Linked DNA regions of Homo sapiens: regions 2, 3 and 4 are each linked to region 1. A link is a contact called in ENCODE Hi-C or POLR2A ChIA-PET data. All regions are on one chromosome and are shown on one strand. Each heading gives the region's core, a stretch centred on a gene start or an enhancer-like site at or near the end of the contact. The rest is flanking DNA. Distances are from core to core; before and after follow the strand shown. Region 1 holds the start of ACVR2A (activin A receptor type 2A). Region 2 has its middle 60 kb from the start of KIF5C. Region 3 has its middle 30 kb from the start of EPC2. Region 4 overlaps LOC124907896 (a long non-coding RNA gene).

Region 1 (2,966 bases), core at 328-2,827:
GACATGATTCTTTTGGTTAATCTCTGGCAATGATCGCCATTTCACAACACATTCAGCCCACCCGGAACTGATCAATACCACTACAGACATAAGACTAGACTTTATCCATTTATTAACCACAAGGAAATGTACCATTCAGCAAAATTCTATACATTACAAAAGATTATATTTAAAGGGGGGTGGGGAAGACGGACACAAACACACAAACACACACACACACACCCCACAGAGGTACACAAAGAAGACTACCACCCTTTAATTTTCCTGTGGCAAACGAGATAAAGACATGGCCATGAAACCTGTCAATTCGCCCCCGTTTCCAAGAGTCCCCCGTAATTCTATGCCACAAGCTTGTAACTGAATATTAAATTTTACAATAAATAGATCCAATGAGACTTATTTAAAATGTTTCATCTATTGAACTAACTCTCCTGTTATGTACATCTGCACACCTTTCAGCTAGATGCTGTATTTATTTATAGAATTTCAAATACAAAAGACTAGATAGTTTTTCCAACCACTGGTTGCAACCATAGAACGTCCTCACAAAATCAAAATTTCCAATATAAAATGGCCCGTTTATTCCCCCAACCTTGAGCTAAAACCTATTTTATGAGTGTACTATATTTAACAAAAACAATTTCACATGGGTTGTTCTAAACCGAAAACAATGCTTCAATACAAAGCGTTTAAAATAAGTATTCCGTAGGTAAGCAAAATCTATGCCCCAAAAGAGCACACAAATGGTGGTTGAACGCCAGCACATTACCAATACCAAGCGGCATACCTCTTCTGCACTGGGTTATAGTTAATACTCCAACAACAACTACAACTATTTTTAACACTGCTGGACGCTGAAGTTGAAGAAAACGTGAGGGGAGACCCAGATTAAATTGCTGATAGGATGTATTGTTTCCCACAGCCAAAATTAAGCAGCAACTGGCTTGATCTATGTCGTGATATTCACCGGTGAAGCACTAATTAAACGATGACAAAAAGCAACCCTTGTTTTGGAGGAGCCCACACTAAATACTCCTTTCAGATCTCAACCTTTGCATAAATTGTCACTTGTGGTATTTGCGGCTTAATTGCAACCCAACCAGCGCTGTCATCCAGTGTTATGGCCACAAAACATGACTTTCTCACTTCCACAACAACACAGCACTCACTCTTATCAGCTCGCCGACCCAACTCAAAAAGAGAAAAATGCATGGAGGTTTCCAGATCACAATCAGACCTGGGGGCGGGGGGGGGGGGCGGTGGCAGCCGAGGGGCGCAGGGAGTGGGCAACCTCCCCAGGCTCCACTGGACTCTCCGACTCAACACCAGCCGCGGCCCCCAGCAGCGGCCGCCGCGGCCGCAGGAGCAGCCCCACCGCGCCGCGCTCCCTGCACCTACCTGAAGAACAGGAGATAAGAAAGACGGCAAACGCCAACTTTGCAGCAGCTCCCATTTTCCCGAGGCGCCGGGGAATCCGGAGGAAGTTCTCGCTAGATATCCAGTTCCCTGGGTCTTCCTCGGAGACAAACCTCCTGGTGTAAAATCAACCGTCATAAAACATATTCGGAAGCCCAGACCAAAAAAAAAAAAAAAAAAAAAAAAAAACGCTCACTGGGTTAAAAAAAAAAAAGAAAAAAAAGAGCACAACGATAAAAAATAAAATGCACCACGGGGGAAAAACCGCCACACACACGCACAACACACAAAACCAAACAACGAAAAGCCAACAACAACAAAAGCGGGTTTAAATCACTGTCAAAATCACTGTCAGCTCCGCTCGCCTCTCCCGTCTCTCGGAACAAAACGCCAGGCTGAGGCGACGAAGAGGCGGCGGCGGCAGCGGCGTCCGCTGCCGCCCGGACAGTCTGGGAACTGACTGGGTCCGATGTCCGGACCGACCTTCAACCCAGACACCTAAAGTCCGAGGACCACTGGCGGCCGAGCTCGCGGCGGTGGCGGCGAGGCGGCTGCGGCGCGGGGAAGGGGCGGCGGGCGGCAGCGGCGGCGGCGGTGCAGGCGGCGGCCAAGTTCTGGTCCAGGCTCTGGCTCCAGCTCCGGGCTCCGGGCTCGGCCGCGTTTTCGGTCTCCTGGCCTCCGCCGGGCTCCGCCCCCCAAACTTCCGGTTCCGGCCCGAAGCTGGAAGCCAGGCGCAGCGGAGGAACGCTCGGCGGCAGCGGCGGCGGCGGCGGCGGCGGCAGCGGCGGCCGGGCGCAGCGCGCGTGCCGGGCCGGGAGCGCGAGGAGATTGTCGGGGAAGCGAGGCGGGAGCGGGGGAGGGGTGAGAGAGCGAGGGCGGGGCGGAGTGGAGGGCGAGGAGGCGGGGCGGACGGAGGCTCGATACCGCGAGGCCTCGGCGTCCGGCCTGCTTGGGCTAGAGATACCGCGACAAAGGGGCGCGGGCGCCTCAAAGTCCCTAAGCTGTGGCTGGGCTGTGGCCGGGCGAGTAGATGCGGGCTAGGCCGGGCACGACCCGTTTCCAAATCGCGTCCGACGGGCCTGTCTGGAGCGCCCACCCAAAGGGTCAGGAGAAGCCCAAGAGGAAGAGGACCCCGAGGTGGGGCGAGTGGCCAGGGACTTCTCCAAGGGGCGTCTGCGGCGCCCAGTCTTTCCTCTGGGGGGACGCCTCGTCCGCTCTGATACCGAGGAGTCGGTGGAAGGCGGACGTGGGAGCTGTTTCGCCGCGCCCGCCGAGCTGCCCAGGCGAGCTCGCGACGCGCGAGCTGGTGTGTGCGCCCCCAGACTTAGCACTGCGTCCCACCGCTGCAGCTTCTGCACACGCGTGCTGTCTTGGTGACTAGAAAAGAAAAAGAAAAAACTCACGGAGGAAGGGCTGTCCACCCGCTCAGGATATTCACGCCATTTATCACGATGCGCAACTTGAATCCATTCCCGCCGTTCCTTTTACACACAAAGCATTGTGTTGAAAACTGTTTTGCACGTAATAGGTGCGCAAATACTTGTTTACTG
Region 2 (2,966 bases), core at 244-2,743, 970 kb before region 1:
GGCACACCTGTAGTCTCAGCTACTTGGAAGCTGAAGTGGGAGGATCATTTGAGCCCAGGATGTGGAAGCTGCAGTGAGCTATGATTGTGCCACTGCTCCAGCGTGGGCGACAAAGCAAGAACCTGTCTCTAAAAAAAAATGTAAAAATGTTTAAAACCACAGCGTATATAGAACAATATTGGATATTTGTTCCTGGCCAACAAGCTTTCATTGAGCAATGTGTAAGAACTGCTGAGGGGGAACAAAATAATCCACCTCAGAACAGAATCTCTCCCCAGAAAGCTCAGGCACCATGCGTTGCAGAACAGAGAGGCTTGTTTCCGGAATGAAGACAGGGTTCAGGGGCACCTCGAGTAGCAGCTGAGGCCTGAAGCACTGCATCTAGAGCAGTGGTTTTCAAAGTATGGTCTCTGAGACAACAGCATCACCTGGGATGTAGTAAAAATGCAGATTCCCAGGGCTTGTCTCAGACTTTCTGAGTCAGAAACTTGGTGGGGTGCAGTGGGGGGGGTGGGGGGGGCAGTAATCTGCATTTTAACAAGTCCTCCAGGTGATTCTAATTCAATTTAAAGTTTGAGAACCATTGACGTAGTCTGGACTCCAGAAAATCATCTTGGAAATTTTGAGCCCTGCTGGATTACAGGCAGGAGGGCGGCAGGGAAGGACCCTGCTTTAAGCTATTGCAGTCATTTCCTCCCTAGTGTAAATGGGGATGGGAGTGGAGGTGGAGGGGGTGAAGGTGAGAACACCGGAGGCAGAGAGGCTGAGGAGGTAGAGGAGCACATCTTTTCTGCCTTCCCTGTGGAAGCAGGATCCACCCAGTGCAATGATAAAGCAGCTGCCTGAATAGGATCCTGCCCTCTGTTTCACAGGCATGGGGTCTGCAAATGCGTCTGGAAGGGTTACATGGTGGGATAGAGTTAGGTGAGATGGCCACAGGGAGGATCTCAGGATCAGTCCGGAGATCAACCCTAACTGGCTGCTGTGTACAACCTGCACAACAGTACATGGTAGCCCTGCTCAGGAAACAGGAGCTGAAATAAATAGAAGCTTCATCCTCAGAGCAAAGAAGAGATATGAAGGCGAATGCCAGGGTTGAGGGGGGCAGTAGATGAAAGAGAAGATGAGCTCCAGAACAAGGTGTTTTAAGGGATTTGTTCTGATCAGGTCTGGTAAGACACACAGACACCGAAATGACTCATTGTAATTGCCAAAGCCAATGCACTGAGAATAGCAGCGGTTTTTTTTTTTTGGTTTTTTTTTTTTTGTTTTTTTGCAGCAAATAAACAGTTTAATAATCACAGGGCCAGCCAAGTGGAAGAATGAGAGTTAGCTCTTAAATCCATCTCCCCAAGAATTTGGAGGCTAGAGTTTTTCAGGGATCATTTGGTGGGCAGGCAGCCAAGGAATGGGGAGTGCTGATTGGTAGGTTGGAGGCTGAAATCATGGGGGTCGAAGCTATCTTCTTGTGCTGAGTCCATTCCGGGGTGGGGGTCATAAGACCAGTCGAGCCAGTTCCATGGTATGGGTTACTGGTCCGGGTGGTGCCAGCTGGTCTATCAGAATGCAAGGTCTGAAAGGTACCTCAGATGCCAGTTTTAGTTTTTACAAAAGTGGTGTTCTCTATAGAAGCGTTTGGGGGAGGTTACAAATCTTGTGACCTCTGGCCACACAACTACTAAACCCCATTCTATCCTCGTTGCTAATTTTTTATTGGTTTTACAAAGGCAATTTTGGTCCCTGAGCAAGGTGGGGGTTAGTTTCAGGAAGGGGCAGTTATGATCTTTGTTTTAAAGTGAAACTATAAACTAAATTCCTCTCCTGTTTAGCTTGGCCTACACCCAGGAAGGAGCAAAGGCAGTTAGCTTGTGAGATTAGAAGCAAGACGGAGTCATTTGGGTCAGATTTTTCTCATTGCCATAATTTCTGTCAGATTTCTCTCATTGTCACAAATTTTACAAAGGCGATTTCATTATGAAGAAAGGTTTTTTGGTTGTTTTTGTTTGCTTGTTTGTTTGTTTTTGAGACAGGGTCTCACTTTGTCACCCAGGCTGGAGTGTAGTGACACAATCTCAGCTCACTGCAGCCTCCAGTTTCCTGGCCCAGGTGATCCTCCCACCTCCACCCCACCCAGTAGCTGGGACTACAGGCCTGTGCCACCACGCCTGGCTAATTTTTTTGTGTTTTTAGTAGAGAAGGGATTCACCATGTTGAAACCAGGTTCAAGACCACCAGACTGGTCTTGAACTCCTGAGCTCAAGTGATCCTCCTGCCTTGGCTTCCCAAAGTGCTGGGATTACAGACGTGAGCCACTGCACCTGGCTGAAGGAAGAAGTTTATTATACTCACAGATTCTCTAGAAACAGGAGACATGGCCCACCGCACCAGGGGACACAGGAGGAAGCCCCAGGCTGGGCAGGAGGAAGAGGGGGCCAGGAGAAAACGAGAGCAACAGTCTTTACCGTGGTTTCCAGGGGATGAGCGGGTGAGGCAAGGTAGGCGGACTCAAGGTTGGCTAGTCTGAATCATTTCCGCAGCCATGGGGGCTGCCCCTAGTGGTCTGGTACCGCTAGGGGAGTATGACAGCCCAATAGCGGAGGTGGCTGGGGTTTGGGGTTTGGGGCTCTGAATTGCTCGGTTTGCATTTGAAAGGCAGGTTGCCTCGTGAGTTGTTTACTGTATCTAGAAATTGACTAATCCCGGCAGGGGCACCCCCTCCAGGGTTTTGCTTCTCTACAGAAAACAAAAGGCATGGTTAATCTACAGGGATAATGAAGTAAGATTCTGCAAGCTCGCCTACTCAATTGACCTGACCACTTTGTTAACACCTGTACACACCTGTGCTGGCCAGCACAAGAGCCCCTAGTAACTTGGGGCTCTTGGACGCTTGAAATAGGGCCAGCATGACTGAGGAACTGAATTTTACATTTTTATTCCAGTCTTCTGTTAAATAGCCTTCCTAAGAG
Region 3 (2,966 bases), core at 172-2,671, 770 kb before region 1:
GTATGAGGAGGACATTTTGAAGAAGCAGCAGGCTATGTAGGTCTTGTTTCTGGAGGCAGAGGCAGAGAAATCTGTGCATGTCTGGATGGTTTCTGAGTGTCCTCACCCCAGGGGTTTTTTGCAGACTTGCTATAGGAGCAGCAGGCGCAGGAAACAGGAAATGGGATTCAGGAGGGTGTGAAAATAGCCCTATGTTCTTCATCTTCCCACTGCCCCAGTTCCTGGCTCATCTCTTCTCTGTGCAGCCTGTGACTGTGTCTGTTGGTAACTTCTTCCCATACTCCAAAGGCTATAAGCTTCAGAGAGCTCAGCTGCCAGGCTAGTGCCCAAGAGGGACAATAACGATAGTGAGAAGCTACATTCAGGGCCGTTAGCACTGGGAAATGGCAGAGAATGCTAGGAAGTCTATGAATGGCCTCCAAGGCTGTTTAGAGCTTATGAAGTCTTCCATTCTCCTTTTGCTGAAAACTCCCATGGAAGTGAAAGGAACCTCTGTCTGGTTTATTTCAAAGGGAGGTTTGTAAAAAGAAAAAAAAAACGTACTTAACTTTATCCAAGTAGCTTCTTACTGGCTAATTTTTAGAGCTAAATATCTTGACTGCTTTAAAACATTTCTTTTTCATATTACACAAAAGAACTGAGGATGGGGTCTGACAATTAGATGCATGTTCCATTTATACATTCTGTTTCTTGCTAGGGAGGTAGCCACTGTGTAAGCCCTTTTAGAAACTATTTTTAGGGAAAAACCACTCACTGATAAGAGTTCATCAGAATAAAATCAACTTAGGAGGACAGTTACTGCAAAGTATTCTTGTTATTTGGGATCAATGAACTCCAAATCCCTTGAAGCTGTTGCAGACCCACAAAATAAGTCTGTTCACCTGTTCACTTGCTAGCGAGAAAAGTAAGCAAGAATGTGCCCGGGGCACTTTTGAGTCATGGCCTGTATTTGGGGGGTATGAGTGGAATTCCAGAAGTTATGTGTAAATGAATAAGCATAACAACCACTTCACTTCCCTCACATGCAGGAAGCAGGCACAAAAAAAGGAGTGTGTGTCTGTGTGTGTGTTTAAGCTATAATCCTGCTACAATTACATCATTCAAAACAACACTATAAATAGTTTCAGTGACAGAGACACATTCAAGTTATCTCAAAAAATGTGTGCTGAGAGCAGTGCTTATCCTACTCCTGCTGCTGGTGATTTAAAACATTTAGGAACCCAGGAAAAGCCACATATCCTAGCCACAGGAAGAACAGGAACTGGAGTAGAGTCAGGTAAAAGGGAGAAGAGGAATTTGTCCAACTCCGCACATGTAGGCTGCCATCCATGTGACAACCAGCTACGCTTGGTGGGCCTGAGCTTCCACCTCATTATTTTTGCTTTCTCATAGTTTTTGCTTCCTCATCTTACTCAGAGTTTCTGTTTCCCTTTAGCTTCTCTGGCCACGTGTTGATCCACTGTGTGTCACAATTTCTCTCAATATACCCTTTCAGCCCCAGAGCTTGCTTCTCCCTGCCTCATTCACCAAGTATCTTAATCCATTTGCATTGCTATAAAGGAATACCTGAGACTGGGTCATTTATAAAAAGCGGAGGTTTATTTGGCTCATGGTTCTGCAGACTGCACAAGAAGCACAGTACCAGCATCTGCTTCTGGTGAGGGCTTCAGACTGTTTCATGGCAGAAGGCAAAGGGGAGCCAGTGTGTCATGTGTCAAGAGAGAGGGAACAAGAGAGAGGGAGGAAGGCACCAGGCTCCTTTTAACAATCAGTGCTGGCAGGAATCAACAGAGCAAGAATGTATTCATTACCAAGCCATTCATGAGGGTTCAGCCCCCATGACCCAAACACTTCCCATCAGGCTCCACCTCTAACATTGGGGATCAAATTTCACCATGGGACTAGGCAGAACCAAACAAACAATCTCCAACCATAGCACCAAGTATCTTCTCATCCTTTTTCTGGGAGAGAATTTGATGGTCCTGTTTATCTTTTTCTATACTGCTGGCCATCCTGAGGATTGATTGACCTTGGGTACAGCCAGTTGTAAACTAGGAATAAAGTCATGTGGTTCAAAGCATGACAGTCTCTATTTTTTTTTTTTTTTTTTAACAACCAGTCTCTTTCTGTAGCTCAGGCTGGAGTGCAGTGGCAAGCTCATAGCTCACTGTAAGCTCCAACTCCTGGGCTCAAGTGATACGCCCTCTTAAACCTCTCCAGTAGCTGGGATAACAGGTGTACACCACTACACATGGCTAATGTTTAAAAAAAATTTTCAGTAGAGACAGGGTCTCACTATGTTGCCCAGGCTGGTCTTGAACTCCTGGCCTCAAGAGATCCTCTTGCCTTGGCCTCTGAATGTGCCGGGATTACAGGTATGAGCCACCATGCTCAGCCCATGGCAGTCTTGGGCAGTCTCCTACCTAGAGGCAATGAATGAGGCAGTTCCTATTAATAATGGTAGGCACCATGGTTGACGTGTCTAATGTAAATGTGTGAGTATGTAGTTAAAATATCCTTTTGGCCAGGTGCAGTGGCGCAAGCCTGTAGTCCCAGCACTTTGGGAGGCCGAGGTGTGCGGATCACCTGAGGTCAGGAGTTGGTCACCTGGCCAACTTGGTGAAACCCCATGTCTTCTAAAAATACAAAAATTAGCCGAGCTTGGTGGTGGGTGCCTGTAATCCAAGCTACTCAGGAGACTGAAGCAGGAGAATTGCTTGAACCCAGGAGGTGGAGGTTGTAGTAAGCCAAGATCACACCACTGTACTCCAGCCTGGGTAACAGAGCAAGACTCCGTCTCAAAAAAAAAAAAAAAATCCTTTTAATTAAACTAATATTAAATTTTTTCATTCAGTTTGTCTAACAGGACTATAATTCATGTGTATATATATATGTGTGTGTACTTTATCCTGAGCATGAATAAACAGGGGAAAGAATATCATACTGCACGTCTTTCAACTGAAATG
Region 4 (2,966 bases), core at 271-2,770, 680 kb before region 1:
GGCCAGTGAGGGGTGCCTTTAAGGGGCAGCTGGTGAGCGACTGGAGTTGAGGTTCTGGTGCGGCAGAGGGAATGGGAGATGAGCGCTAATGGACCCACCAAGAAGGCTGGCAGTGAGTTTAGTGTGCTTGGTTTCAATGGAGGGGCACTGCGCAAGCCTGGGGGATGTCTCAACTTCTCCCTGCAAAGACACAAGCCCAAGGTCACGACCTCTGCACTAGTGACCCATTCACAAAAATAAGTGATTGACAGGGAATTGGCAATGCAAATCCAGAAAAGAGCAAGGAATCAAGACATGCACATGCAGAAAAGAACACTTAGAAAGTGAATACAAGATGAGGAGATGGAGACAATTACAGGCACTTTCAAAAAGCTGTCAGCAAGGAGGAGAACAAGGGGTTGAAGGTCTTTTTATCGAGTTTTGTTTGATCTTTCACGAGGAGAGACACATTTGCCTGATGGTCGCAAGAGGTTGGTAGAGAAGGAGAGGCTGAAGGTGCACGGGAGAGGTGGCCCTGGGGAGAGTCTCCCAGTGGTTTTTTTTTTTAAATTTTATTTTACTTTAAGTTCTGGGATACATGTGCAGAATGTGCAGGTTTGTTACATAGGTAAATGTGTGCCACGGTTGTTTCCTGCATCTATCAATCGGTCACCTAGGTATTAAGCTAGTGTGCATTAGCTATTTGTCCTGATGCTCTCCCTCCCCTTGCCACGCCCCCCTAACAGGCCCCGGTATGTGTTGTTCCCCTCCCTGTGTCCATGTGTTCTCATTGTTCAGCTCCTACTTATGAGTGGCAACATGCAGTCTTTGGTTTTCTGTTCCTGTGTTATTTTGCTGAGGTTGATGGCTTCCAGCTTCATCCATGTCCCTGCAAAGGACATGATCTCATTCTTTTTTATGGTTGCATAGTATATTCCATGGTGTGTAGGTACCACATTTTCTTTATTCCAAGTGGTTTTGGCCTTGGGAGGTGAGCGAATTCTCATCTGCTGCTTCCACCTTCTTTGTGACAAGATGTGCCACTTTGGAGCCACACCTCTTGTTTTTATGTGGAGGAATTTCAGTAGGCCCACCTCCCCTGGCTCTCTCCCCACCCAGCCCTCCCTCTCCCTGTGGTCAGTGTTGGCTCCTGGATGGAGAATCTGGGAGAAGGAGCTAAAGAAGCTCACCTGGACCCAGGCTTGCTCGCCCCTGCTGAGCCCTGTACGTGCTCCCTTCTTTGCATGGCCCATGTTCTCAGTGACTGGTTCCGAGGTGCCTGGTGGGTATACAACCGGGTGTGTGGGAATACTGACTCTTCATGGATCCTCAGACAGGAGGCTGGAGGAGCATGTAGGCAATGAGAGTAAAATGCCTTTTAGACTCTGCTTTGCAAAGCCGTGCCTTGGAGGGCAGGATTCTGGAACTCAACCTTTCTCTCCCCTTTTGATCAAGCAGCTCAACCCTTATGCCCCTCTTTTGTTTCTGCTTCCTGGTAACATTTCTTTTGAAGAAAGTTTTCTTGTGGTTAAAAAAAAAAACTTTTAAAGAAAACCTACAAATCTAGTGCAACTGCCTCATTTTTCAGATAAGGAGGCCCAGAGAGTCAACTCTTTCACCTTTCTAGATTTCAGTTTTGATTTGCGAATTGACTATTTTTCTTAAATTGGAGCATATTTTTTATCCAAGTTCTGAACTGGAACCAAAAGAATCACCATGAAACACATTTCCTTTGAAAACTGAATTCAGGTCAGTGACATTGGCGATAGCCAGGCCAGCAGCGGGGGACGAGGAGACCCATGTGTGAAGCTGCTCCTTTCCCTCCGAGTCAAGTGCATGCAGCCGGACCAGAAGTTGGTGCTTGCAGATGTGCAAAGTAACCCGGGAGCTCCTGATTTCTGGCATTTTACATAGGTCCAGGGTTCACATGTAGTGGGGAAGATGTGCCTCTGCCAGGCATCTGCTGGCCACTGAGCAGTCCCCTCCAGAGTCAGAGACTGTGGATCAGGAAAGAGCAGGGAGAGCGAGGTGAGGACACACGGGTTGGCTTTGCTTCTGGCACCCACCTTCTCAGCTGGTGGGTGGCCTGTCTCCCTGTCTTAGCTTAGGCTGCCATAGCAAAATCCCACAGACTGGAGGCGCTTAAACAACAGTTCTGGACGCTGGAATTCCAAGATCAAGGTGTCATCGGGGTTGGTTTCTCCTGAGGCCTCTCTCCTTGGCTTGCAGATGGTCATGCTAGAATTAGGGCTTCAGTGTATGACTCTGGGGAGGACATGATTCAGTCTATAAAACTCCCTTAACTCTCTGAAGTGAAGCTGTTTTGGTCGGAGGCTTATCCTCTCCCACATCTCTTCCTGTTACCTGAATCAGGCCTGGCACAGTTCTCAGGACCTCTTTCAACAGCCCCTGGCATGGCCTGGGAATAGATGTATTCTGCTCTTTAAGGTCCGAAATCCTCAAAACCCAGCTGAGTGCTGGGAAAAGTACCCTTCTCTAATATGACACAAATGGTTTAGGTTAACTTGGCCCAAACTCTTAATTCTACAGCCTTCCTACAATTTCCTACTTTTTTGTCACCAGCTTCTCTCTGACTCCTTGCTAAGTTCCTCAGGCCTGCTGGCCTCAGACCAGCTACAGAAGTCCATCCTTTTACAGTCTCCACACACTCACAAGCAGCATTTTCCCTGGTCACTTAACTTCCGGATGGTTTCCACGTGCAACAGCCTTCTGCGACCTCCTCCTGACCCTCAGCCCTTCATCTTCCCCAGAGCTGGGGCTCCCCTGTTTATTTGGCCCCTGGGAAGTGTGGCCCAGCTCTCGTGTGCAGCTGATGGTGTGCTGCCCTGCTCAGCTCCCCTTCAGGACCGAGGAGACCATCTTCTATCTGCATGGGATGTTGCCCCCAGAAGCTCTCACAGCTGAGCCCTTCCCCAGGAACTGCCCCAGACTGAAGGGAGCTGCCTCACCAACAGGGCATCCTACAC

Evidence for each region. Hi-C counts contacts between places; a loop is a spot of excess contacts on that map. ChIA-PET counts read pairs that join two places held with the same protein, here RNA polymerase II (POLR2A). Pooled maps may share reads with other maps.
Region 2: a loop to region 1 is called in a pooled map, with 5 times the contacts of the local background. The contact joins the enhancer-like site here to the promoter of ACVR2A in region 1. A Hi-C loop is called at or near these places in 4 of 50 pooled maps. POLR2A ChIA-PET finds 5 or more read pairs at or near these places in 2 of 52 experiments (RWPE1 and endothelial cell of umbilical vein).
Region 3: a loop to region 1 is called in a pooled map, with 4 times the contacts of the local background. The contact joins the enhancer-like site here to the promoter of ACVR2A in region 1. A Hi-C loop is called at or near these places in 2 of 37 single-sample maps with no recorded cell type and 7 of 50 pooled maps. POLR2A ChIA-PET finds 5 or more read pairs at or near these places in 1 of 52 experiments (T-cell).
Region 4: a map of CD4-positive, alpha-beta T cell shows a loop between it and region 1 (2.1-fold over the local background). The contact joins the enhancer-like site here to the promoter of ACVR2A in region 1. A Hi-C loop is called at or near these places in 3 of 168 maps with a recorded cell type or tissue (CD4-positive, alpha-beta T cell and naive thymus-derived CD4-positive, alpha-beta T cell) and 9 of 50 pooled maps. POLR2A ChIA-PET finds 5 or more read pairs at or near these places in 3 of 52 experiments (CD4-positive, alpha-beta T cell, Panc1 and activated naive CD4-positive, alpha-beta T cell).

The regions. Positions count from the first base shown.
Region 1 is chr2:147,843,640-147,846,605 of GRCh38, reverse strand. ACVR2A (activin A receptor type 2A) reads right to left here and starts at 1,577. Exons shown (of 11, transcript NM_001616.5): 1 at 1,399-1,577. The coding sequence starts at 1,453. RefSeq lists silencers at 1,136-1,215, 1,971-2,080, 2,161-2,350 and an enhancer at 2,477-2,966.
Region 2 is chr2:148,813,485-148,816,450 of GRCh38, reverse strand. No RefSeq gene overlaps it. Among named protein-coding and RNA genes, the nearest start is that of KIF5C, 60 kb to the left of the region's middle. Within about 2 kb of position 1,493, at least 8 of the 41 ENCODE cell types and tissues checked have a DNase peak (open chromatin) inside an H3K27ac peak, as active enhancers do.
Region 3 is chr2:148,612,951-148,615,916 of GRCh38, reverse strand. No RefSeq gene overlaps it. Among named protein-coding and RNA genes, the nearest start is that of EPC2, 30 kb to the left of the region's middle. RefSeq lists enhancers at 1,370-1,499, 1,501-2,106. Within about 2 kb of position 1,421, at least 11 of the 41 ENCODE cell types and tissues checked have a DNase peak (open chromatin) inside an H3K27ac peak, as active enhancers do.
Region 4 is chr2:148,526,990-148,529,955 of GRCh38, reverse strand. It overlaps LOC124907896 (a long non-coding RNA gene), which reads right to left. Exons shown (of 2, transcript XR_007087259.1): 2 at 533-2,966. Among named protein-coding and RNA genes, the nearest start is that of EPC2, 120 kb to the left of the region's middle. Within about 2 kb of position 1,520, at least 2 of the 41 ENCODE cell types and tissues checked have a DNase peak (open chromatin) inside an H3K27ac peak, as active enhancers do; they include CD4-positive, alpha-beta T cell, where a contact is called at or near this core.